Linked DNA regions of Homo sapiens: region 1 is linked to region 2. A link is a loop called in an ENCODE intact Hi-C map of the cell type or tissue named here. Cell type or tissue: transverse colon. All regions are shown on one strand. Each heading gives the region's core, and the rest is flanking DNA. Links, peaks and the distances in the headings are about the cores only.

Region 1 (5,367 bases), core at 160-5,159, 83 kb before region 2:
GAGCATGAGGGTGGCCAGGCGCAGTGGCTCATGCCTGTAATCCTAGAACTTTGGGAGACAGAGGCAGGTAGATAATTTGAGCTCAGGGGTTCAAGGCCAGCCTGGGCAACATGGTAAAACCCCATCTCTACAAAAAATACAAAAATTAGCCAGGTGAGGTGGCGCACGTCTGTAGTCCCAGCTATTCTGGAGGCTGAGGTGGGAGGATTGCCTGAGCCCAGGAGGTTGAGGCTGCAGTGAGCTGTGATTGTACCACTGCACTCCAGTGTGGGCAAGAGAGTGAGACCCTATCTCAAAGAAAAAAAAATGGATGAAGGTTAGATACTCTTGGTATCAAATTCCTGTCTGTTACCCACTGTGTGTTCTTAGGCAAGTGGTCTGCCTTCTCTGAGTCTTTATTTCCTGGTCTAATGAGGTAAGGAGGGAAATGACTTCACCATTTTAAGTCTCAGTTTCCTCATTTGTAAAGTAAGCATAGCAGTGCTCCCCTCCTTGAGGGCTGCAGTGAGAGGTAGATGAGAGGGTGCAGGTGAAGGACTCAGTGTGTGAGTTATAGCTGTTCTTATTAAAATTGTATTGATCAATATTACCGTTACTACCATCACTACTTTTTCTCTCCATGAAATAAGCGAAACTCACAGCCTCCATTTTGTCTGCTTCAGACATTGTCAACCCTTTCAATGTCTCAAAGCCAGAATGAAGGAGCATGCTGGGTGCCATGTAGGGTCCGGAAATGCTGGGCCTGGAGTGAGTCCCTGCACATGGTGGTTGCTCTCATGCATCTGCTCCGTGCAGGAGCAGTGAGCTGGCCCTGGAGCTGAGTCCCCTTGTGCAAGTCCGAGCCTCCTCGAGCAAGGGCTCAGAGGCTGACAGGGTCAGCAGTGATGCTGGGACAAGAGAGAGTGCCAGGGGCTCAACAAGTGGCTCGTGGATGAGTGATGGTTCCAGGATTAAGTGTGCCACCGAGCCCCCCATCAGCAGGGAGAACCAAGAGCTGCCTGGTGCTCAGAGCAGTTATCACCAGAGTCTGGTCCGCATTCTTGCCAACAGCCTAGAGAGTACAAAATGGAGCCCTCCGGTGGGGGTGAGGGGAAATCAGACCTTGGAGGTCTCAAGTTCCCTACCTGCCTGGGCTGAGGTTCTTTGTCTGCCCCGGGCTGTTCTATCCCCTACCCCTCACATCCTTTCTTGCTCTCCCAGAAGCCAGTTGGGTTTACCCAAATTATCATCCCCATGGCCACCACAGAGCAGAGTGGGAGGCGGGGCCCTTTGCTGGGTGCTCCCCGTATGGAATCTTAGGAGCTTTTATCACTTACACCCATTTTCCAGAAGAGGAAACTGAGGCTCACAGAGGCAAAGTCACTTGCCCGAGGCCCCATAGCCATCCCGTGGTCCTGTCCCTCTTCTCTGATGCTTCACATCCCCGCTTCCCAGCTCAGTGGCACCTCCAGCCTCCTCTTTCCCTCCAGAAAGCAAGGCCAGCTCAGCCACGGGGTGGGTTTGTGAGTTGAGCTGGAATTGTTCAGGAGATCTGGCTTGAAGAAGTTAGTAGGCTGTAATCCCAACACTTTGGGAGGCCGAGGCAGGTGGATCACTTGAGGTCAGGAGTTAGAGACCAACCTGGCCAGCATGATGAAACTCCATCTCTACTAAAAATACAAAAATTAGCCAGGCATGGTGGTGGGCACCTGTAATCCCGGCTACTTGGGAGGCTGAGGCAGAGAATTGCTTGAACCCAGGAGGTGGAGGTTGCAGTGAGCCAAGATCACACCACTGCACTCCAGCCTGGGCAACAAAGCAGGGCTCCATCAAGAAAAAAAAAAGAAAAAGAAGAAGTTGGGAGGCAGCTAAGATCTTGGCTTCAGAAGGTGAGTCCCTGTTGTCAAGATAAAAAGGATTAAATCCTAAAAGCAGAGCCTTGCCAACACATCGGACAGAGCCCAGCACCCCCGAAAGTTCTGCACTGGGCATCCTTCCTGTTCCCTTCTCATGCCTCTGATGGGAGCTCTGGTCCAGATACACCCAGGAAGGTGACATGAGACCCTCAAATGTGTGTGTGTCACCTGAGACCACCAGGTGTGGCCTTGGAGTGAAAACCCATGTTGTTCTGGGCTCAGGTACTCAGATGCCTGTCTTGGGGTGACAAACCCCATCTCCCACTGCTTCCTGTTCAATTTTGGGAAGTGTTTTGGGAAATGACACACTGCTCACCTGCTTGTCCCCAAGCCCTCCATCTCCAGAGAGCAGGATGGGAAGTTGGGGAGGAAGCAGAGGAGCCAGGGTCTTTCTTTTTGGCTTTATTTATTAGCAACAAATACGAGAGCTTAGAGCAAGGCACCAGCAGCAGAGGGAGCCTAAAATGATATTAATCACAGCAGCAATAACTAATACATATTCATGTGCCTACCCGGGGCCAGATCTGGGGAGCTCCTAGATAACTAAAATGGGCTTCTGCTCTCAGGGGGGTCACTGGCGTGAGCAGACCACCCGTGACTGCACAAGACAGCGTTTTCTCACAGCAGCAGGTCCTGCTCGGCAAGCGAGGCGCTCAGAGTCAGGAGCCAGGGAGGATCCGCAAAGAGACTGCAGCGAGCAGGCAGGGGATCGGGGTGGCTGTTTTGTACCTGGGGCACAGCATTGGGCACCAGGAATGGCGTGGGCATTGGCACAGAGAACCCAGGCTCCAGGGCGTGTGAGTCGTTTTGCTGGGTTAGAGGTGAGCTTGGAGTGGTTGGTGGGTGTCAGATCAGACAAGGCCCCAAGGCCACCACATGGAGTTTGGACTTTTCCCCGAGGCTCAGAGTAAGGATTTGGGGAGTTTAGTTCTAAGAGCTACAGGAAGCCATTGAAGGGCGTAAGCTTGGGACAGTAGTGACAGGATCCACTTACCTTTTGCAAAGAAGTCTCAGGCCACCATGGAGAGGAGGGTCGTAGGGGTAAGAACAGAGTCGGGAGCTGGGCGCTGTGGCTTTACGCCTGTAATACCACCACTTGGGAGGCCGAGGCAAGTGGATCACTTGAGGTCAGGAGTTCAAGACTAGGCTGGACAACATGGCAAAACCCTGTCTCTACTAAAACTATAAAAATTAACCGGGTGTGGTGGTGCCTGCCTGTAATCCCAGCTACTTGGGAGGCTGAGGCAGGAGAATCACTTGAACCTGGGAGGTAGAGGTTACAGTGAGCCAAAATCATGCCACTGCACTCCAGCCTGAGCGACAGAGCGAGACTTCGTCTCAAAAAAAAAAAAAAAAAGAACTGAGTGGGAGAGACAGGGAGGAGCTGCTGCAGTCATCGGCCTTGGCACCGGGGATTCCCGGGTACAGGCCAACGAGGGACCTTTCAAAGTAGATACGCATCTCTGGAGGGAGGCCACTGAGGCTGCTGTGAGCTGCCTTGCCAGCATTTCTCCTTTCCATCCCACATCTTGACGCTCGGGGACTGCGGAGCCCCAGTTGACAATATGGTGACATGTTAACGGGGGAATGGCCGGAGGGGACCTATACCCCCAGCCCCAGAGCAGCTCAGACAAGAGCAGGAAGCCAACGTCACCTCCCTCTCTCTAGCAAGGACTCATGTTGGTCTCCTGATTCCCTTTCTCTTCGTGAGTTCAGAGGAGGAGGACAGTGAGCCACGCTGGAGGGACTTGGCCTCGGCTGGCACAAGCTGGGTATTCATTTATTCATGCACTTAGCAGCCGCCCATGGGGCTCATGCCTGGTGCAGGGGAAAGGGGGAGCACCGCAGACTGCCTCCTCCCCTCAGGGAGCCCCCAGACAGGAACGGCCAGAAGTGCAGCATGTAGAACCAGCCTGAGAAGAGCTGTCCCTGAGTAGGAGCCGGGAGGCCTCTGGAGTAAGGATAGGTGCTCAATATAGCCTGGAAGGCCAAGGAAGTCTCCCAGAGGAGGCCACCTACATCATCTGCTCAGTGAAGGCAGGAACTGGGTTGCCCATTCAATACAGGATCCCAAATGCTCAGCAGTGTGGAAGGAAGTGACTTGGAAGCTCAGACCTGAAGGGCGACCAGGTCCTGCCCCAGCAGAGGCAGGAACGTGTGTTCAAGGTGGAGGAAACGGCCTGGCCAAAGGCTCGGAGGTGGGCTTTGTGCAAATCACTGTTCAGAGTGCCTGGGACCTCCGGGTGAGCAGGGTGTGGCAAGAGCTGAGGCTGGAGGCCAGAGGCAGTGCTGCATTTTGGGGTCTAGGCCTCTGAGCTCATAAAAATAGCTCGGTGCTTTCTTAAACCGTTATGTGGTTTCTCTTCTTCCTTCATTTCTTGCCAAGCCCGGAAAGCCAGGTTGGGTCACTGCTGGGAGGTATGAGGTGAGACTCGGGTTTGCAGGCAGGGCAAGTTGTGGGGAGGTGGGGGTGGCCCCCTATTTGTTGGGGGCAGACCTGCCATTTGAAAGCCACCATCCTCATGTGTAGCCCTCACATGGGAGAACAGGATTGGACCTGCAGGGATCCTGGCTGGGGTGAGATGGAGTCTCAGGGGAAGGTGGGGGATGTCTCTGCCAGCTTTGGGGCTCCCAGTCTCTCTGATCACCTATTGGGTTTATTGGGCGCCGAAACTGGGGCCTGCACGGATGGTGTAAAATCAGACCCAGGCAGCCTGGGTCAGTGCCCATCATTCAGAGTGACCCTCTGTCCCCTCCATGCCCAGCGGGGCCGATGGGCAGCTAGGAGGCGAGGGACCGTCTGGCTCAATCGAGAGCCAAAGAGGTAATGCTAATGTCTTTTAAAATTAGAATGAAAATGTTTATTGCAGAGCAGAACCTGCGTCAGCTCAGAGTCCTGTGGGAAGGGAACGGCTTTATCGCAGCCTTTCGCTTTTATTTTTGCACATTCGCTTTTTATTTGCCGGTGGTGCTGCTGACGGGCCCTCGGAGCGGGGCTGTGTCTGGACACTTCTGGGAGCCTTGGACGGCTCTGGAGAGGAGGCAGGAGCTGCCCAGGGTGAGTGCAAGGACCCGCCGAGGGTTGAGAGGACTTGGGGGATGTGAGAGCAGGAGCCTGTGACTGTGTGTGTGTGTGTGTGTGTATGTGTGTGTGTGCTTGTGTCTGTGTGTGTCCTTGTGCCTGTGTGTGTCCTTGTGCCCCTTTGTGTGTCCAGCTCGATGTATGCGTGGCCTGTGTGGCTCTCCGTGTGTCTTTCTCTGCGTGTGTGGTGGCCGCGAGAGCCGTCCATGCATGAGATTGAGTGTGGATCTCTGCCTATCTCTGTGTGTGCACTCATGAGTTGTGTGTGTGTCTGTGTGTCTTTGGAGGTGGCCATGGGTGTGGCTGGGTGTGGGTCTTGGCCCTCTGTGTCTTTCTGTTTGTGCGGATGTGTGTGTGTATCTTAAGGAGACACATGGGTGCGTGACTGGT
Region 2 (5,367 bases), core at 135-5,134:
GGATGGAAAGGGAATGGTCACGGGTGGGACACTGGGAGGGAGGGCAGGGGTCCCCACTTTGATCAGTCAATGAATATTTCTTAAATACCTACTATGTGCCTGGCATCATGCCAGGGGCTGGGTACACAGGTGAACAAGACCGAGTCAGGGTTTAATGAGGGAGATGGACATTTATGGGATGGCCGTTTGGAATGAAGTCCAATGATTTATGCCTGTGATGAGGGCTCAGATGGAAGCGCAGGGGCCGTGGGGGCTTGGGGATGTCCTGTGGTGGTGATATCCCAGGGCTGAGCTGGAAGACCGTGTGCATGTGCCAGGTCCAGGAGCGTGTCTGGACTCTGTAACGGGGAATGACAGCAAGGGGGTCAGCGGTCGGCGCAGGGGAAAGCAGGGCTGAGAGAGGCCTGGGAGCAGACTGTGCAGGACCACACAGGGCCTTTTGCTCAAAGCCAGCAGCAGCCAAGGGGGGTTTGGAAGGATTAGTTTACCTTTCAGACGTTCCCTGAGCTACCGCACAGAGATCAGACTGGACAGGGCAATAGTGGGAGCCCTAGAGGGGACCGTGGACTCCCCTCCTCATTGAGGATCCCCTCACAGGGAGCCTAGCAGGACCCCTGGAAGGCCAGGAAACAGTGCCCAAAAGGGTCAAGGACTTTGGAATGCATTTCAGCCCCAGCCCTGCCCCTGACTGACCTGTTTAAATCACTTCCCCTCTCTGAGCCTTGGTTTCTTCACCTGTAAGATGGGCATAATACCAACACCCGCCGTGGAGGAGTATTACAAAGATAAATCAGGAGACCACATATAAGGTGCACAGGATGGGGACACCAAGCACCCAAGAAATGTTCATGATGAATTCTGTTTACTAGCTGTGTGACCTGGGGATGTTTAACTTCACTTCTTTGGGCCTCAGTTTCCAAATCTGCAGAATGGCATTAATAACGATCCTACTTCATGGTGGTGTTGAGAGGATTGAATGGGTTAGAATGGTGCGTGGCACAGAGTTCATTCCGGCTGATCTGAGCCATCGCCGTGGTTGTTGTTGTTGTTGTTGTTGTTGTTTTGCCTGCCCTTTCCTTTAGTTTCGTGTATGACATGATTGGTCAGCAGGGGCCATGGTTTTGTTTTTTTTTTTTGGTGTTGAGTCTCACTCTGTACCCCAGGCTGGAGTGCAGTGGTGCGATCTCAGCTCACTGCAACCTCCACCTCTCGGGTTCAAGTGGTTCTCCTGCCTCAGCCTCCCGAGTAGCTGGGACTACAGGCACATACCACCATGCCACCATGCCCAGCTCATTTTGTATTTTTAGTAGAGACAGGGTTTCGCCCTGTTGGCCAGGCTGGTCTGGAGCTACTGACCTCAGGGGACCTGCCCGCCTGGCCCACCAAAGTGCTGGGATTACAGGCGTGAGCCACCGTGCCCAGCCCCTGGGACTGTAATTTTTACCCTGACCCCGGATCATGCCATGGCACTAGTCCAGATCCTGTCTTGTGCTCCACTGCATCCCTGGCAGAATTCCAGCCCCCATGGGGCCCCCTGACCCCACCCTCCCCCCACCTCACCCTGCTGGGCTTCTGACCTTGTGTCCCTCCTCACCTTGGACAACAAGCTCATCAGAATTAAAGGAGTCTTCGGGAACCCTCCACACCCCTGACTGGTGCCTGCAGGTGTTCCTCTCTACAGTCTCATTCATTCCCTCACTACTTCCTCCCTCTCCTGCTTTCCAAGAAGCAGAATCACCTTCCACTTCTCCAGCGCAGGACATGAGCAGATCCCTCTACAGGGAGGGAAACCAATTCCACGGACCCTTAAGAATTGCTCCTCTCAGCCTGAGTCTGCAGACCTCCACCGAAGAACCCTTGACATGTGGCATTCAAATCTTGGGCTAAGAAATGATCCTTCAGCCGCCAGCTGTCCCTGCAAAGGAGAATTTGGGCCTTTACGACAGGCCGAGAAATAATTTCTTTGGATTCGTGTCAACATAGAAAAGTAAAAGGAAAGGTTAGGGGACACACAGTTTGGAAAACGCTGGCTTTGGCTCTCATATTCTGGAACTTTCTTCCTCCCAGTCTGATAGGAACAAAGGGCCTCTGAGGATCTGGTGGGACTGAGGCCTCCAGTCCTCTCCTCTCCTGGACCTCTCAGCTCCTGCAGCTGTGGTGGCCCCATGCCTGGGTCCCAGGGAAAACCTAGTCCTCCCCCAGCCTCCCCAGACCCAAGGTTGCCTCCCCTCCTCAAAGTGAGAAGGCCGGTGGGCGAGGCTCCCCTGAGTTATTGAGGGAAGAAATATGGCCGAGAACCCTTTCTGTAAAAATAACCTCCCGGGCTCCTCCTTTATGGGTGAGGGAAAGTGCTTAAAATGCTTAGAGGGAATAAACAGCTTTTAATGAAGTTACATTGCCACATAATGGGTATCATAAAATTGCCTTCATACTACAGGGTCCCAGGATGGCATTTATTATCGACTGCGCCGGAATAGTCTTTGCAGAGCTCCGGCAGCTGCAGAGAGAAGAATGCAAAAGTCTCCTTAAATTACCTGATTGAAATAACCAGGCGGAATATTCCGCGGGGCCGCCGCGTGCCAGGGAAGCCGCCTTTGGGGTGGTCTGTCAGAGGCGGTTTGTGCATTCTGAGGAACACAGGAGTTTCATTGCAGCAAAACAGATGTTCATCTTGTTTCTCCATCGGCTGTTTGATGAGAAATTTATTGCTCTTCCGCTGGGCAGGAGGCCCCTCTCGGCTGTGGAGTCTATTAGGCAAGCCAGCAGCTGGCGGGAAGCCAAGGTGAGGCTGTTTTGATGAAACCCATGAAAAGCTTTGGCTTGGAGGCGCCGGTAATAATGCACTGGCTAGACTCTCCTGATTGGGCGATTGATTGGCCTGATTTGATTTATTGATCAATACCCTCAAATTTGGCGTCTGAGAAGCTGCACTAATCTTTAACTGTTGTGAACATCTCTACCTGCTGGAGAATTAGATCCTGATAAGGAATGTATGAAAGGAATCGGGGCTTATCTTAATCACACACCGGGCCCCAGCACTGCCCGAGCCGGCGAGGGCCTCTGTGCACCAGCTCCATTGCCAGGCAGGCCTGCGCAGATCTATAAATTGATGGAATTCAAAGCCTCCAGCATCGATTACCGTTATAACAAACAGTGGTGCACAGAATGTCTGATTATTTTTAGACAAAGATTCTGTTCTCTCAGCAGCAATTTTGCTGAGGCTGTCACTGTGTCAGATGTCTACTGTTGATTGCAATTAGATGCAATACAAAAAAAAATTAAACTATCTGCATCCTCACTCTTATTTCCAGTTATTAAATCTCTCTCTTTGTTTGCCATTTCCTCATGATATCTACAGCTGGATGAAATATTTGGTTGGCAAGAGAAATCCTTGTAATTCATGGGGGGTGCAAGGACCCACTGACTCATCGGATTATCTCCGACGGGTGCACCTAATCTGGGAGGAGGGGAGGCGCACAGGGAGGTGGGGGGACATTTGTTTAAAAATGTGCAAAGGGAAGACTTGATGCAAAGATGTTTCAGGGCAGGGTCGGGGGATAAAAATCAATCTCTGAAGCCCTCCCGAATGACTGTGATGGGTTTAATCTGTGTTCCGTTCCCTTCCACATAGAGCAGGACCTAACTAGAGACATGCCCCCATCCTAGGGCCCCGGGGAGGTTATCCATAGTGATCAGAGCTCAAAGGTTGGCACCACTTGAAATAATTAATTCCTCTAAACAGAGGACCACTTCCACGCTAAATCATACCTGAAGAGTGGGCTCCAGGTAATTGCAGGTATGAACAAATTAGGCATTCTCTTTTACATACAGCCCGGCGGCCAGCATCCTGGCGTTGGGCAAATCCATTCATCATCCTGACGTTCTCCAGTTGATCCGTCTTCTCAGAGCCATTAGCCCCCACGTCCTTGACGGTGGAACAGTTGTAAACTCGAGACCATCCGTGGGGTGGCTGAGACTGACAATTCATTACGCAGTTGGATGGAGAAGGCGGCTCAGGTGACAATGCTGAGGCCTCCCAGTTCCCAGAAGCTGGCTCCGCTTGGAATTGGCAACTGCTGGCTAATTTTAGAACAGTCATCGTTGGGGATGGAGAAGGAGGAGGAGGCAGCTTTGACTTTGGGGTCAGACGAGCGGGTCCTGCAGAAATTGGCTGAGCTCAGTAACACATTGATCACCAAGGCAAGTGGTCATCTTCGTTCAGGTGGGCATGGGACAGTGGTCCCTGAGCCAGCCCAGGATACATTCAAGTGCCCCCAAAAGGACATTCCAGGGGAGCCAATGAAGGGACTCATAGCTCCCTGGTGACAGGGAAAGGGCCAGTCTCGTTCAATAATCGGAATAGCACCAGCCATTTATTCGCCACCAACTGCCCCGGATCCTGTACCAAGCATTTGACATGCACCTTCCTCCTTCAATCTGCCCGGGTACCTTGGGAGGAGGTTATAATTCTACCTGTTTGGGAGATGCAGAAACTGAGGCTCAGAGGCCTTGAGCAACTTGTCCAAGGTCACACAGCTAAGAATGGGTGAGGCTGGAAGTCAAATTCAGGTCAGTTTCTGAAGTTTATGTGCTTCACCCCAGTTGAGAACTCAATGAATATTTGTGGAATGGCTGGATGAATTACTGAATGAATGAATGATATGTGAACATCCAGTCGGGACTCAGCTGGGCTCTGGGATAGCCAAGAATGACAGGGTCAGGCTGTCCCTCAGGCAGGCCTGGCATTTGGGCCTCCAAGCCTGCTGGGGGTGGCTCCTGCTTCATCTTCATGGGCATAGAGCTGTGCCCAGGCTCCAGTCCCCTCAGTTGGAGGAGCCAGTTTAACATCACCAGAGAATTCTGTGCAAGGAAATCTCAGGGTCTGAGGGGTCTGGCAATAGGCAGAAGCAACACCGGGGTCTCAGAGGCAGGGTGAGGTTGTTGTTTACCTGGCTGGGAGCCAGATTGCTTCGAGCCAGGATAGCATGGGGGTTAAACGCTCAAACCCTAAAGTCAACAGACCTTGGTTTGAATCCCAGCCTCATCACATTCTTAGCTTTGTGTGACCTTGGGCAAGTGACTAAACCTCTCTGGGCGTCACTTCTCCATCCTGCAGGTAGGGCTGATGACAGTGCATCCCTGTCCAGGTGACTGTGAGATAGAATGAGGTCATACACATCAGTGCTCACATAGTGCCTGGCGCGTTCTGTTTGGTGGCAGTAATTATTGGCCTAGGGCATTTGGGGAGTCCCACCACCCCCTGCAGATATTTGTGACTAACAAGCTTATTTAGCTCAAGGAGAATTCCAGGTCAAGGCAAAGAGGTATCAAGTGACCTCCTTGAAGTTACTGTGAGACTTTTTCCTT

Evidence for each region. Hi-C counts contacts between places; a loop is a spot of excess contacts. Peaks named below come from ENCODE experiments on the same cell type or tissue, not always from the same donor. Only the 100,000 strongest peaks of a DNase experiment are listed, where the experiment ranks them.
Region 1: a loop joins it to region 2, with 3 times the contacts of the local background. A loop is called at or near these places in 1 of 110 quality-filtered maps.

What each region holds. Positions count from the first base shown.
Region 1 is chr12:111,095,165-111,100,531 of GRCh38, forward strand. All of the region lies in intron 1 of CUX2 (cut like homeobox 2), which reads left to right. Among named protein-coding and RNA genes, the nearest start is that of CUX2, 64 kb to the left of the region's middle. RefSeq lists enhancers at 3,712-3,811, 3,922-4,001, 4,937-5,367. In transverse colon, for the core only: no CTCF peak of the experiment used is centred there; no DNase peak of the experiment used is centred there; H3K27me3 peaks cover 1,162 bases.
Region 2 is chr12:111,178,559-111,183,925 of GRCh38, forward strand. The region is part of intron 1 of CUX2 (cut like homeobox 2); the gene reads left to right. Among named protein-coding and RNA genes, the nearest start is that of MIR6760, 120 kb to the right of the region's middle. RefSeq lists an enhancer at 4,083-4,583. In transverse colon, for the core only: no CTCF peak of the experiment used is centred there; a DNase peak (open chromatin) is centred at 2,769; H3K27me3 peaks cover 3,169 bases.